2 separate regions of the Homo sapiens genome follow, and region 2 is linked to region 1. Evidence: read pairs that join two places in POLR2A ChIA-PET (ENCODE). Cell type or tissue: GM12878. All regions are shown on one strand. Each heading gives the region's core, and the rest is flanking DNA. Links, peaks and the distances in the headings are about the cores only.

What was found. ChIA-PET counts read pairs that join two places held together with the same protein. Peaks named below come from ENCODE experiments on the same cell type or tissue, not always from the same donor. Only the 100,000 strongest peaks of a DNase experiment are listed, where the experiment ranks them.
Region 2: POLR2A ChIA-PET joins it to region 1 with 5 read pairs; 2 of 35 experiments call an interaction of 5 or more read pairs at or near these places.

The regions. Positions count from the first base shown.
Region 1 is chr4:167,174,738-167,180,977 of GRCh38, reverse strand. All of the region lies in intron 2 of SPOCK3 (SPARC (osteonectin), cwcv and kazal like domains proteoglycan 3), which reads left to right. Among named protein-coding and RNA genes, the nearest start is that of SPOCK3, 57 kb to the left of the region's middle. In GM12878, for the core only: no CTCF peak of the experiment used is centred there; a DNase peak (open chromatin) is centred at 2,867.
Region 2 is chr4:167,049,569-167,055,808 of GRCh38, reverse strand. The region is part of intron 3 of SPOCK3 (SPARC (osteonectin), cwcv and kazal like domains proteoglycan 3); the gene reads left to right. Among named protein-coding and RNA genes, the nearest start is that of SPOCK3, 180 kb to the left of the region's middle. In GM12878, for the core only: no CTCF peak of the experiment used is centred there; a DNase peak (open chromatin) is centred at 2,840.

The sequences.
Region 1 (6,240 bases), core at 786-5,785:
GTCCAAATTAATGTAAACATTTAAATAACACCCAAATAATTTTAATTTTAATGTAAATGACTTCTATATTTTTAAATTTTATGTAATGGTTCCATATCTACTTATTATCACCTCATCGGGCTGAAAATTTGTCTGTAACATATGCTTTTAAAAACAAAATATTTTCTCTTACATGGACGTTCTTATTCTAAAAATGTTTGGCCATGTCTTCCTGATTTAAATCTAGCCTTTCTTAAGTACCTGGATTATTGGACTCATAGTCATAATCTTAGCTATTTTTCTGGTGGCTATAAAATATAAATAGGCCAGGCACAGAATGAACCACCAACCAGGTTATTGATTCTAAAATATAAATGCTGCAATATCACTGTGATTCATCATTGTGTGCATAAAAATGAGACCACCTTATAGACCTCAGTATTTCTTGCTTATTAGAACCTATTTACATATTTATAGAAACGTAACCTCTCTTTCAAGGTTCTCTTAATTTTATCCTTTCTCCTCACGGGTAATGAAACTTGAGCTCGTGATTGTGGCTTAACACTCACTCTCAGGCTGCTGCTCACATGGTGATGTCCCTGTTCTGTCCTGACCATGACAGCCGCTGCTTTTGGGGGCATTCCTCAATGTTCAGGTGTTCCTGCTGCTAAGTACAACTTTGTATGAGTGGAATCATCCTCAATTCTACCTCACAGTCTCCTTGGCATATGTCCTCCTCCTCTGATGTCTATGTCAGAAGCATTCCAGAGCAGGGTTTTTTTAAGACCCTGAGTGGTTACTGTTTTTCCGTATTTTACTTGGCTCTTCTCTATCAAGGTGCTCCCAAGGAAGGCTGAGTTCATTTGAAACAACAGTGCCCAATTTTACTTAAAAGTACTACTTCTCTCAGACCCTCAGGCTCTGTCATTGAGTCCAGCTTGTAAACTACACCCCTTTCACTGAAATGGAGTCCCTCCCTGGAAAGCCACATTCCCTTCTTGCAGTATAACTTCTTTGGGGCATTAACCTTGCTCCTCTGTCCATCCTGTACTAATCCTGGCATATTTGCCATTCTGTGAGTTACTTAATTCTCACCATTATATTTTGAGTTTTATTCTAGAAAACTCACAAGCCTCCAAGTCCATCAATAGACACAAATTTTAAGTGTAAGGTGAAAGATTTCTTCTTAGTTCTCCTAAGAGACATGCCTAAAATTCAGTTCTGACATAGCTGAGACCCCTGCCTCTTACATACCGTGAATGAAAAGATCTTTATTAATATAATGCGGTATCATTCTGACATGCATAAAACAAAATGTGCAAAGTCTACTTCTTTAGAAGGTTAAAGTATAGCAGGTAAAAATCAATATAGATTGTCATGGCTGTTCATTAAATTTTTATATTAAGATTGTAAGAAACCCATACATAATAAATTAGATAAAGAAAATAGAACATCTATGAATGAATAAAAGTTACTTGATTATAAAATATATTTCCTGTGGGAAATTATGTTAGCAACTCAAAGAGTTTTGTGGAACCAAAACTGCTCAGGGAAAGAATGGGAAGTAGATTAATAAGTAGATTTATGTGCATGTGCCTGCCCTGGGACATTTGTAAGCATTGTCTATGGTATTTTTTGTTTTGTTTTAAAGACTTTGAGCGGGACACAGGCTCTGCAGCAGAGAGTCTGGCTCATTGGCTGTGGCTAGCATAGACGCATAAAAATGGAGACTTTCATCCTAGAAAGTTTCTACGTTGGCCAATAAGGAAGAAACTAAGGAAAATGCAGTTTTGTAACAATGGAATGAAACATAATATCTAATCAGGGCCTATATCCAGTGTAAATCTTACCCTAGCCACCTTGAGTTCCATTTGGCAGACTCTTCCAGGACTCTGATAAAAATAAACTGTTTCGTGCAAATAGCAGTGTTACAAGTCAGTCATCTTTACAAAAGTTTACTCAGGAAATCCCAAAAATAATTCTGGAAAAGAAATAACTGCTTGCAAAATTTTTAAATTGACATTGAAAGTTTTTCATCAAATTTAATTTGATATGACATAATTTCAAACATCTTATAAAAATTGTCATTTTAAAACCAATTAAACAATTCTCTTTAAGCACCTAACAGGATATAAAAATATACCATTTTATAATACCATGTATTTTATTTTAATTATGTATGTATTTTGTATTTACATCATCTTTTATTTTTATGAAATCATGGTTTTTATCCCCTTTCTTAAATTGTACGAATTCCCTAAATTACACAATGAATTTTTGAAAATCTTTTGCTCAGTATGTTATTATCATATCTCTTTGAATAAAACTAAAAAGTTATTGAAATTTTTTCTCACATCATGAGTCTCTAAATGTTAAAAATGTCTATAGGATTAAGTTATGTAACAATTAATATATGTTGGTCAAACAAAGAGCATATATTACAAACGTATTCCAATTGTTAACATAAAATGTTAGGAAGGAGGTGAAATTGGAACTTTCAGTGAGACAAATGGGGAAGTTTGGTGACTTGATTAAAGGTAATTTCATGGACAACAGTATTTTAAATTGCCTTAGTGATTTTCACTTAGGAGGCTTTTTCATCTTGGGGTAATGCTCAATGTATAGTAAGAGTCTGCCTAAGTGAAAATTGTTATTTATATGGAAGAATGTTAAATTATTTAAACAATGGCAAAGGGTTGAATGTAAATGTTGAGAAGTGAAACCCTCACCATTGGCACTCGTTCAGGCAGAGTAGTTTTAAAAATAGAAGTTTACAGTCACAGAAATTGAATCCTGTGAAAGCATTCACAGCATCATACCTCTTAGAAGATCTTTGTGGTGAGCTCTGGGCTGGGAAATGTGGCATTATGTTTGTCACTACAGCTGCTGCTGGCTGCTGATAATACAGCACAATGGCCAAAGACTTAGAATCTGGAACTCAATTACCTGGGTTCAGTTCCTGCTTTGCACATAGCTGAGTGACCTTTGGTGAGTTATTGAAACTTCCTGAGCCTCTGCTTCTCTATAGATAATTCAGAGACAGAAAAAGAGGAAAGCAGCCCTGATATTTGGAAAAAGAACTTGAAATCTTACAGCTAGGTCTTAGTATTGGTAGGAGCTGGACTGACAATCACAGCAAAGCCTTGGTGTTCTCCTATGAGACATAAAGAAATCTCACAGAACATCAACATCAGACAAGATGATTCTGGACCTGTGTAAAGATAAAGACAGGCAAGTTGACAATGTTGACTAAGTGCAGATAAAAGAAAAAGGTCAGTGTAAAAACCACAAAATGTCTGCTGATATGAGTGATTGCTGCTTTGTTAGCTTTATTATAGTCTGCCCTCCATTTAGAAAACATTTATTAATATACCTAATCATAGACTTATTCCTGTCCCTTCACAGTACCCAGTCCAGTCTGCCTTCTGGAGCTCTCTTCCAAAATCATCTTGCCTAAGCCTGAATCCCATAATAAGTCCTTCCAATCACTCTCTGAGGTGCCCCATGATTCTCCACGTACATCCCTCACTGCCACAAGTATTAAATCCAACTCATGGAACTATAGGCGTTCCCTTTGTGGTCCTTGCTTGGAAGGCATGTCAGTGGTGATGATAATAGTGGCATCTTCCTTATAAGGTTTTCATGATGATAAAATTAATTAGTGTGTGGAAAGTGCTCAGAACGTAACTGACTGGAAAAAAAAAAGTGCTGTTAGTTGTCCCTCTGTCCCTTCTTCCTGGGCCTTTTGATCTGTGCTCTTCTGGGTTCTTCTCCTGAAGAATTGCCATCCTCTACCATACCCCTGCTCTCAGGTTACTCAGGCCACGGATCAATAACTCAGTTGTCTGCTCATGTCAGGAAGAGCCCATGATAACTAGTTCCTCGTCAAATAATTGCCCTTCTAGTTTCTTGAACTTGGCACACACTTTTCACCTATTTGGTAGAGGTTAGTGGAATACTGCCTTGTTAATGATAAAATTGGGGCTATCTTGAAAAAATAGCCCTGTCTGTCATCTTCATCAACTGATTTGCTCAGCAATCAACAACGCTGTGGACATAGAGTTGAACAAACATAGTCCTTGCACTTAGTACTGCTGTGATCTCATGCTGTGCTTTTGTGCTGAGTAGCTATGTTTGCAACGTTTGACAGGTCTCTCTCTGCCCCCGTGAACCACTTGGCCTTGTCTCCATATGGAGCAGTTCTTACTACATGCTTGCAAATGCTGAGGATTTCCCTGCCATGTTATGAACAGTCTTATTTCTACCCTGTCCAGTTCCAATCCCTTTCTTTATATCACACTCATTATCTAGGTGCTGCTGCTCCGTGTTTAGTAGACTAGACTGAATGGGATATAGCGAATTGATACCCAAGAACTGAAAGAGATGGAAGCACTTGTCTTTATGCAAAAAATTAGTTTAATATACATACTGTGAAGATACATTGACAACAAAAAAAATGGCATTTAATTATATAATTTAGGAAGATTTAGACTAGAGCAATTCATTAGAAAAACATACAATTTGAAATTCTCAGGTAAAAATGGGCATGCTAATAGAATGTACATTATAAAGTGGTTGGGAAGATGAAGATGAAGTAGTTGGTGAGAACTTAAGGTAACGTGCTTAGCTGGTTGCTTCCGTGTGCTAATCACTCAATATATCTGTGATAGGTAGAAAAATGGTTCCCCAAAGATGGTCATGCCCTGATCCCTGTAATCTGCATATATTACTTTACATAGCAAAAGGGATTTGGCAGATGTGATTAAGTATTTGAGACTGGAAGATTATCCTGAATTTTCTTGTGGCCCAATGTAATCACAAGGGTCATGATAAAAGGGAGGCAGGAGGGTCAGAGTCAGATAAAGAGATTAAGTCACAGAAGTAAAGGTCAGAATGACTGGGCCATGAACCAAGGAATGCAGACAACCTCTAGAAACTAAAAAAAGCAAGGATAGCATTCTATAGCACCTCCAGAAGGAATGCAGCCCTGATTACACCTTGATTTTAGTCCAGTGAGACTTCTGACTTCTGGAAATAGATGATATTAATTTGCATGGGTTAAATCATTGTGTGTGGTAAGTTGTTACAGCAGCAATAGGAAATTAATACAATACACTAAACAGATTTTTTATTATTATTGATAGTATTGTATTAGTTTGCTGGGGCTGAAATAACACAGTACCAGAGTGGCATAAATAGCATAAATCTATTTTCTCACAGTTCTGAAAGTTAGAAGTCCAAGATCAAGGTGTGAACAGGGCTGGTATTTCCTAAGGACTCTGAGGGAAGGATCTGTTCCGGGCCTCTGTTTAGCTCATAGATGCCTGTCTTTCCCAAGCCTCCACAGCATCTCCACCTCTGTGCATGTTTCTGTGTTCAAGTTTCCCCGTATTATAAGGACGCCAGTCATATTGTATATAGGCCCACTCTAATGAATTCACTTTAACTTGATTACATCTGTAAAGATCCTGGCTTCAAATAAGGTCACACTCTGAAGTACTGGGGCTTAGGCTTTCAACGTTTAAATTTTGAAGGAAACAAAAAATCCATAATCATTGTTTTGTGCCTTTAAAGCAAATCCTAAAATTTTAGAGCAATGACTATATTCTCAGAAACAAAAAGTATCTAAGGATTATTTTAGTCGTAACTTTGATTTGACAAAGGTGATTCTTTTAAAGGACACCATAATTGGGAATGTGCTGTATTGCAGAGGGACCATGACTTATTGGTTTAATAAGAAGTAGTATCATTGATTCTACCACTGGGATACAACCTCAATTATGGGAAATGGCAATTTAGCAGTTCTAAAAACAACTCCCTTTTATAATTATAGAGAATTTCCTTTAGTGGCATCAGAAGTTCTATAAGTCACTCATGTTTTCCCATGAGGTCCCCATAAGTATGCGGTTACTACATCATTTTGAGCATCCCCGATAATTCTGCAGGTAGTAGGTAAAATAGCTTGTCTAACATAGCACGTGGCAGCTGTATCCTACTACAGAAGAAGGAAACCAAATCATAATTAACAAAAATCTGACTTTCATTAGATTTGTCCTGGATCAGTGGGGCGTAAAACTTCAAGGACTCCTTTGAGAATGTATATTACAAAAGAAAAAAAAAAGATTAGTTTCTCATGAGAAGAGTTTGTGTGCATGCCTGTGTGTATGTGTGTTTGTGTGCGTGTGCACGCGCACTTAAGTTTGCATAATTTTCAAACAATTTGAAGAACTTTTAAAGCTTATTTATGGAGCCCCCAAGGTC
Region 2 (6,240 bases), core at 895-5,894, 130 kb after region 1:
GTTCAAGCTTCCTGGCTGCTTTGTTTATCTAAGCAAGCCTGGGCAATGGCGGGCTCCCTCCCCCAGCCTCGCTGCAGCCTTGCAGTTTGATCTCAGACTGCTGTGCTAGCAATCAGTGAGACTCCGTGGGCGTAGGACCCTCTGAGCCAGGTGCGGGATATAATCTCCTGGTGCACCGTATTTTAAGCCCGTTGGAAAAGCGCAGTATTCAGGTGAGAGTGACCCGATTTTCCAGGTGCTGTCTGTCACCCCTTTCTTTGACTAGGAAAGGGAACTCCCTGACCCCTTGGGCTTCCCATGTGAGGCAATGCCTCACCCTGCTTTGGCTCGCGCACGGTGTGCTGCACCCACTGTCCTGCGCCCACTGTCTGGCACTCCCTAGTGAGATGAACCCAGTACCTCAGATGGAAATGCAGAAATCACCCATCTTCTGCGTTGCTCACGCTGGGAGCTGTAGACCGGAGCTGTTCCTATTTGGCCATCTTGGCTCCCCTCTCTAGTATTATTTTCAAAAGCTTATTAATGTATTGAACTTAAAATCATTTAAAAGACTTTTTGTGAGCATTTTTAGTTTTTAATTTACCATATTTTTCACTGAATTATGGACATCCATATTAGATCACTATAAGTTGATTTTCCCCTTTTTCATTTATAAGAGGTTTGCATGTTTTCTAAAAAAAGTGAAGAAAAACTTACATTGTCATTATATTTTTATACTGATATTTATATTGTTTTAACTATTAATATATCCATTTAAAGTTATCTTTTACTTCAATTTCCATAGAATGCACCATAAAGCATGCAGAAATTAAGGTATCACCAATGAAAATGTTAATCAATATTTTATAATATGAATGGTGTAAATTCTCAGCACAAAACTCCTTTCTATATATGCATACCAATACATACATACATACATAAACATATCGATTACATATTTTCACTTGGACAGACACATTTACACTTGCAAATTTGCTTCTAGATAAAATCAACTAATTGTTCGTGTACACCTGATCTACCTTTTGGTTTAACTATGACATATTTTTCATCTCATTTAAGTTTCTTTTAATCAATCATTTTTCCAGTTTCTTTATGTTTTACCACTAAAACAGTAAGAGTTTTGGGGAAATAAAATGTTTTCAAATGAGCTTAAGTAAAAACTATTTTGATGATGGTAATCTGCTGCAAAATGAGCTAAAGCATGCCAATACCAACAATATATTGGTCTGGGCATCTCCACACTGATTTTTCTGTGATATTACTTCTCTTCATTAGTGCAGTTAATCATGAGTTGACATGACAGAAATTACCTGAAAAATTGTTTTGATGAGGACATACATCTTGAATAAGGCATAAAATGTATATGGTTTGCTACATTTACTATGATAAATAAACTGAAGGGAAAATGCATGTGTGAACCTAGGTGGTAGCATGATAAAGATTTTAAACAATTAATCAATGCTTTAGATGAATATGCTGTAGCTTTCAAAAATAAATATTCACATCTTTCCATTCACTGTGTTAAATCTGCCTTGTTTGTGGTCATAAATTGATATTGGTGTGTAACGGATACATCAGTAAAGTTCCTAGCAGTGAATCTTGACAGTTGCTCAGAGAATCTGCTTGAACTGAGGTACCCTATCTACAAGGATCACCTTTTATTTAAGTGTTATTTTCTCCAGCACACGATAAATATCATAAATCTCTAGGTGTCCTAAGGTGAAAGATTTAGAAGGAAAATATGCTTTCTAGGTTTTCCTAACTTTGCTATCCAAAGGAACTTGGAGCGTCCCTACTTGTTCTCTACCATGGCAGTAAATTATTATGAATAAATTAAAAATGAAGAAGATCAATATACAGAGATCCAGAGATATAAGAACGAACCCGTTTCATTTTTTGATGTGTTTCTCCTGCTCCTCCACGTTTTTGGGGATGTTGAATTAGGGGCAAGAAGTGTAGCTGTGGCTTAGATCAGCATCCTTCTGTCTTTTCTCAGTGGTTTCATTGTGTGCTTTCTTCTTAAATCAGAGCCTCTCAGGAAGGGCAGCCTAACATCTACTGGTTCATTAGATTGCAGTTAATTCTCTTTTTTTTATTTATTTGTTTATTTATTTATTTATTTTTGAGATGGAGTCTCACTCTGTCGCCCAGGCTGGAGTGCAGTGGCCTGATCTCGGCTCATTGCAACCTCTACCTCCTGGGTTCAAGCAATTCTCCTGCCTCAGCCTCCTGAGTAGCTGGGATTACAGGTACCCTCCACCACACCTGGCTAATTTTAGTATTTTTAGTAGAGACAGTGTTTCACCATGTTGGCCAGGGTGGTCTCGAACTCTTGAACTCAAGTGATCTGCCCCTCGGCCTCCCAAAGTGCTGGGATTACTTGTGTGAGCCACAGCGTGTGGCCAAGATTGCAGATAATTCAATGAAAGTTCCCAAAGAGGAGGTATGTGAGGAAACCATTTCTAAACTCAAGCAGCTCAGATAATCTAGCCATGAGAGACAGATACACGGCAGCTAAACTTATAACTAGAGGAAGCATTCTGGCAAGAATTAGAGGGTCTGGGGAGGGGCAGTTTTGAGAAAAAAAAACAAAAACCAGCTCTTTGGAAGGGCAGTCATGTGTTTAGCCATATACTTATCCATTGTATTTATTGCTTCAGGATCATTTCTTAGAGCTTTATCTGACTCCCATCATTTTTTCCATCCATTTGCAAAACGTCTCACATATAATAACATTCACAGCCTGATATGTCCTTTTGCAATCAGTATTTGGCTACAAAGGAAAAGCTGTTAAGATTTCATCTGGAGCTTTTATTCCCTTCAGTGAACAGAGCTGTTCATAGTATTATGGGTGTAATTATTTCCGAAACTGAAAAAGACTAGTGTTTGAGGAAATGCACTCCTAACTTAGCTTCCTCTTCTTAAAATGCACTATTATTACACTTCTTAAGGAATAGTTTATGTAGATTAGACAATATCAATATTGGCTGTCTCCCAGATGCCTTTAATTTTTACTTATTTACATGAGTATCATTTATTTTTTATGCTTTCAGATGACATTTATTGACAGTATTCTGAAACAATAGAAAGGTCTGATCCATGCTTCACAATAGGGGCATGGTGGTATCATAATGCTGCTTTGTTTAAGAGCTTAGGGACTTTTGGCATTTTTCTAGTGGAAAAATTGGTGTTCCCAGTATTGAAATTCAGTGGAGGGAACATGCAAGGATGATTACATGATTACAGTATTTTCTGAAAGTGATTTCAGTCATTTAGAAATGTAAATTCTGAGCCTTTATTTGATTAATTCACATGAATTGATTTAGGAGTTTTGAATATTTTTGGACAAGTTCCCTGTTTAGACATTCAACTTCTAATAATCTTATCAATGTATATATCCTACATTGGTTGTATCATCCATATTGGCTACCTTAGATCATAGAAGTCCTTTGTATCCCTGAGGAAAACCTGCTAAGAAATTATATTCAAGCTAGAAACCAACAGTAAATGCTCATTTATTCTATGTCAGATTTATTACCTAAGAACTACATAGGGCTTCTAAATGAGAAATTTATTTCATTATCCAATTCTTACTTCTTTATACAATGATGGTGTTTTATTTGTTTTACACCATAGCCCATAAAATATAGCACCAAAAATCTTTGATTGTTTTGTTCTATACCAAATGAAGGTACATGTTCCATAAAATAATAAATACTGTGTAAAGGTCTGTGTTTTTAATTCATAAGGTAAAATCAAGATTACTATATAATGCTTGATTTACTTCATATCACATTAGCCTACATAGGTGTGCAAGAAGGCAAATTATATCTATTTTCCGTTTCCTTATATGTTATTAAATTGTAATCAAATATATAGAGCAGGAAGTTAATCAAATTAATTTAGAAGGTGTTCAGTGATTTAAGAAACAATATTCTTCACAAGCCGACCCTGACTTTCAGGAAGTGAAATGACAATGGCAGAATTTAACTGAAGACACACAATCTAGAAATGGAACCACTGCTCTTTTGACAGGCGCCACCTCAGTGGCATCACTGCAAAGTCCAGATTGCCTGACACCCTGATAACCAATGATTGGGGGTCAGGTCAAAGTCAGGGTCGGCTTGTGAAAAGTTGTTAAACAACATGCTAAGTGTGAAATGTCAACCCTCACTCTAAACTTTCCCTGTTCAGAGCATCAGATGAAGACTTCATTGGGTTTTACAGTGGTTTTCTGTGTTTTGCTAGTCCATTGAAGAAGGGAGTTTGAAAGTTGTTGTATACTGCTAATGATTGTCTGCCCATGTCCTTCCTGAAATAGCACGATTGTTTATGGAAAGTATCTTTAATAAAGCTGGATACAGTTTGTCTTGGAAAAAACAAAGAAAGAAACAATATTATAATCTGAAGCCTTGTTAATCTAACACAACAAGAAGAATTATTAAGATTGAAAAAACTCTGGACATACATAGAAAGTCATACTTTTACCAGGAGGCCTCTGCTGGCTAGAGAAGTGATTCTCAGTCCTTGCTGTGCAGGAGAATTACTTCACACTCATTTAAAAAGTATAGTTGTCTAGGCTTGATCCCTGAATGTTTTGATTCAATTGATCTCTTGATCCCTGAATGTTTTGATTTAATTAATCTGGGCACTTTGGTGTGTGTGCTTAGGCTTTTTGTTTATTATTTTACTTTTTAAAAAATTACAGTAAAATATATATAAGATAAAATTTACCATTTTAACCATTTTTAGGAATATAGTTCAGGGGCATTAGGTACATTCATATCGTTTTGCAATCATTGTTATTATCCATCTCCAGGACTCTTTTCATCTTCCCATTAATGACTATCTTCAGTTTATTGGGTATGAACTGAAGCTATACATGCATTAGACAATAACTCTCCTTTCTCTCTTCCCCTCAGCACTTGGCAACCCCAATTGTGCTTTCTGTTTCTTTGAATTTGACTTTTCCAGACATCTCCTATAAGTGGAATCATACAATCTTTGTCCTTTTGTGGTTCACTTATTTCACTTAGTGTAATGTCTTCAAGGCTCAGCCATGTTGTAGCATGTGTCAGAATTTCCCAGTTTTTAAGGCTGAGTAATATTTTATTGTATGTATATCCCACATTTTGTTTCTCTGTTCATCTATCCATAGACACTTATGTTACATCCACCTTTTGGCTATTGTGAATAGTGCTTCTATGAATGTGTGTGTCTAAATATGTTTGGGTCTCTGCTTTCAGTTCTCTTGGTTATATACCTGGAAATGGAATTGCTGGATCATATGGTAATCGTATTTATTTGGGAAACAACCATATTGTTCTCGACAGCAACTGCATGCTTTTATATTCTCACCAGCAATCCACAGGGTTCCAATTTTTCCTCATCCTTGTCAACATTATTATTATTTTAAATTAAAATTTATCCCAATGGTTGTGAATGTGATTGTGTTTCAAACTCCAAAATTTGTTATTTTATGCAGGTATAGTAGAGAATCATAGGGTACTAGCAATGGCTTATCAAAATAATTCATTTCTGTCATTTTCTTTAGTAGTACTGAGAATTTTGTGTAGAAAGAGTTCTTATTAAAACAGTCCAAAGTGTCAGAGAATTTTAACTAACCTATTCACCTTTCAGATCTGGTGCCAGAAGCAGGTACCAAAGGGCTTTGAGAATAAATTGTGGGAAGCAAGAAAACCCCCAAAGAAAAATCATTGCCTCCATTGAACACACACTCCCTATATGTCAAGTATTTTATAGAAGACACTTACACTACCTTAAAAAGTAGATACAAAGCTAGTAAGTGGTGTAGCGGAGGTTTGGAATTTTGTATTTGTGGTTTTGAAGGACGTTTACTCTTTTGTTATGAAATACCGATTTATAATCAGCTTACCTGGTTTATTTCTCAACTCAGAGTATACCCTTTTCATGAGAAGACATGGTGGGAATGGCACAGGTGAACACAGGCAGCTAAAGGGTCAATCATTTGGCATATGTTGTTGAATCATATATAGAATTGTTCCACAAGAGAGGATATGAGGTGTTTGTAACTTGTATTCTAATTTTTAGAATCTAGAAATATAGTGTTTTAAACTGACTGCCTCTAATGTCTGATCTTTATAAATGATTTTTAGATAGATTTAGCATTCATCTGATAATATATCACTTAATATCTAGATTTTAGAGCATGATTTTTCTGATTCTAATGAATATTTTATACCAAATATTATTTAAAAG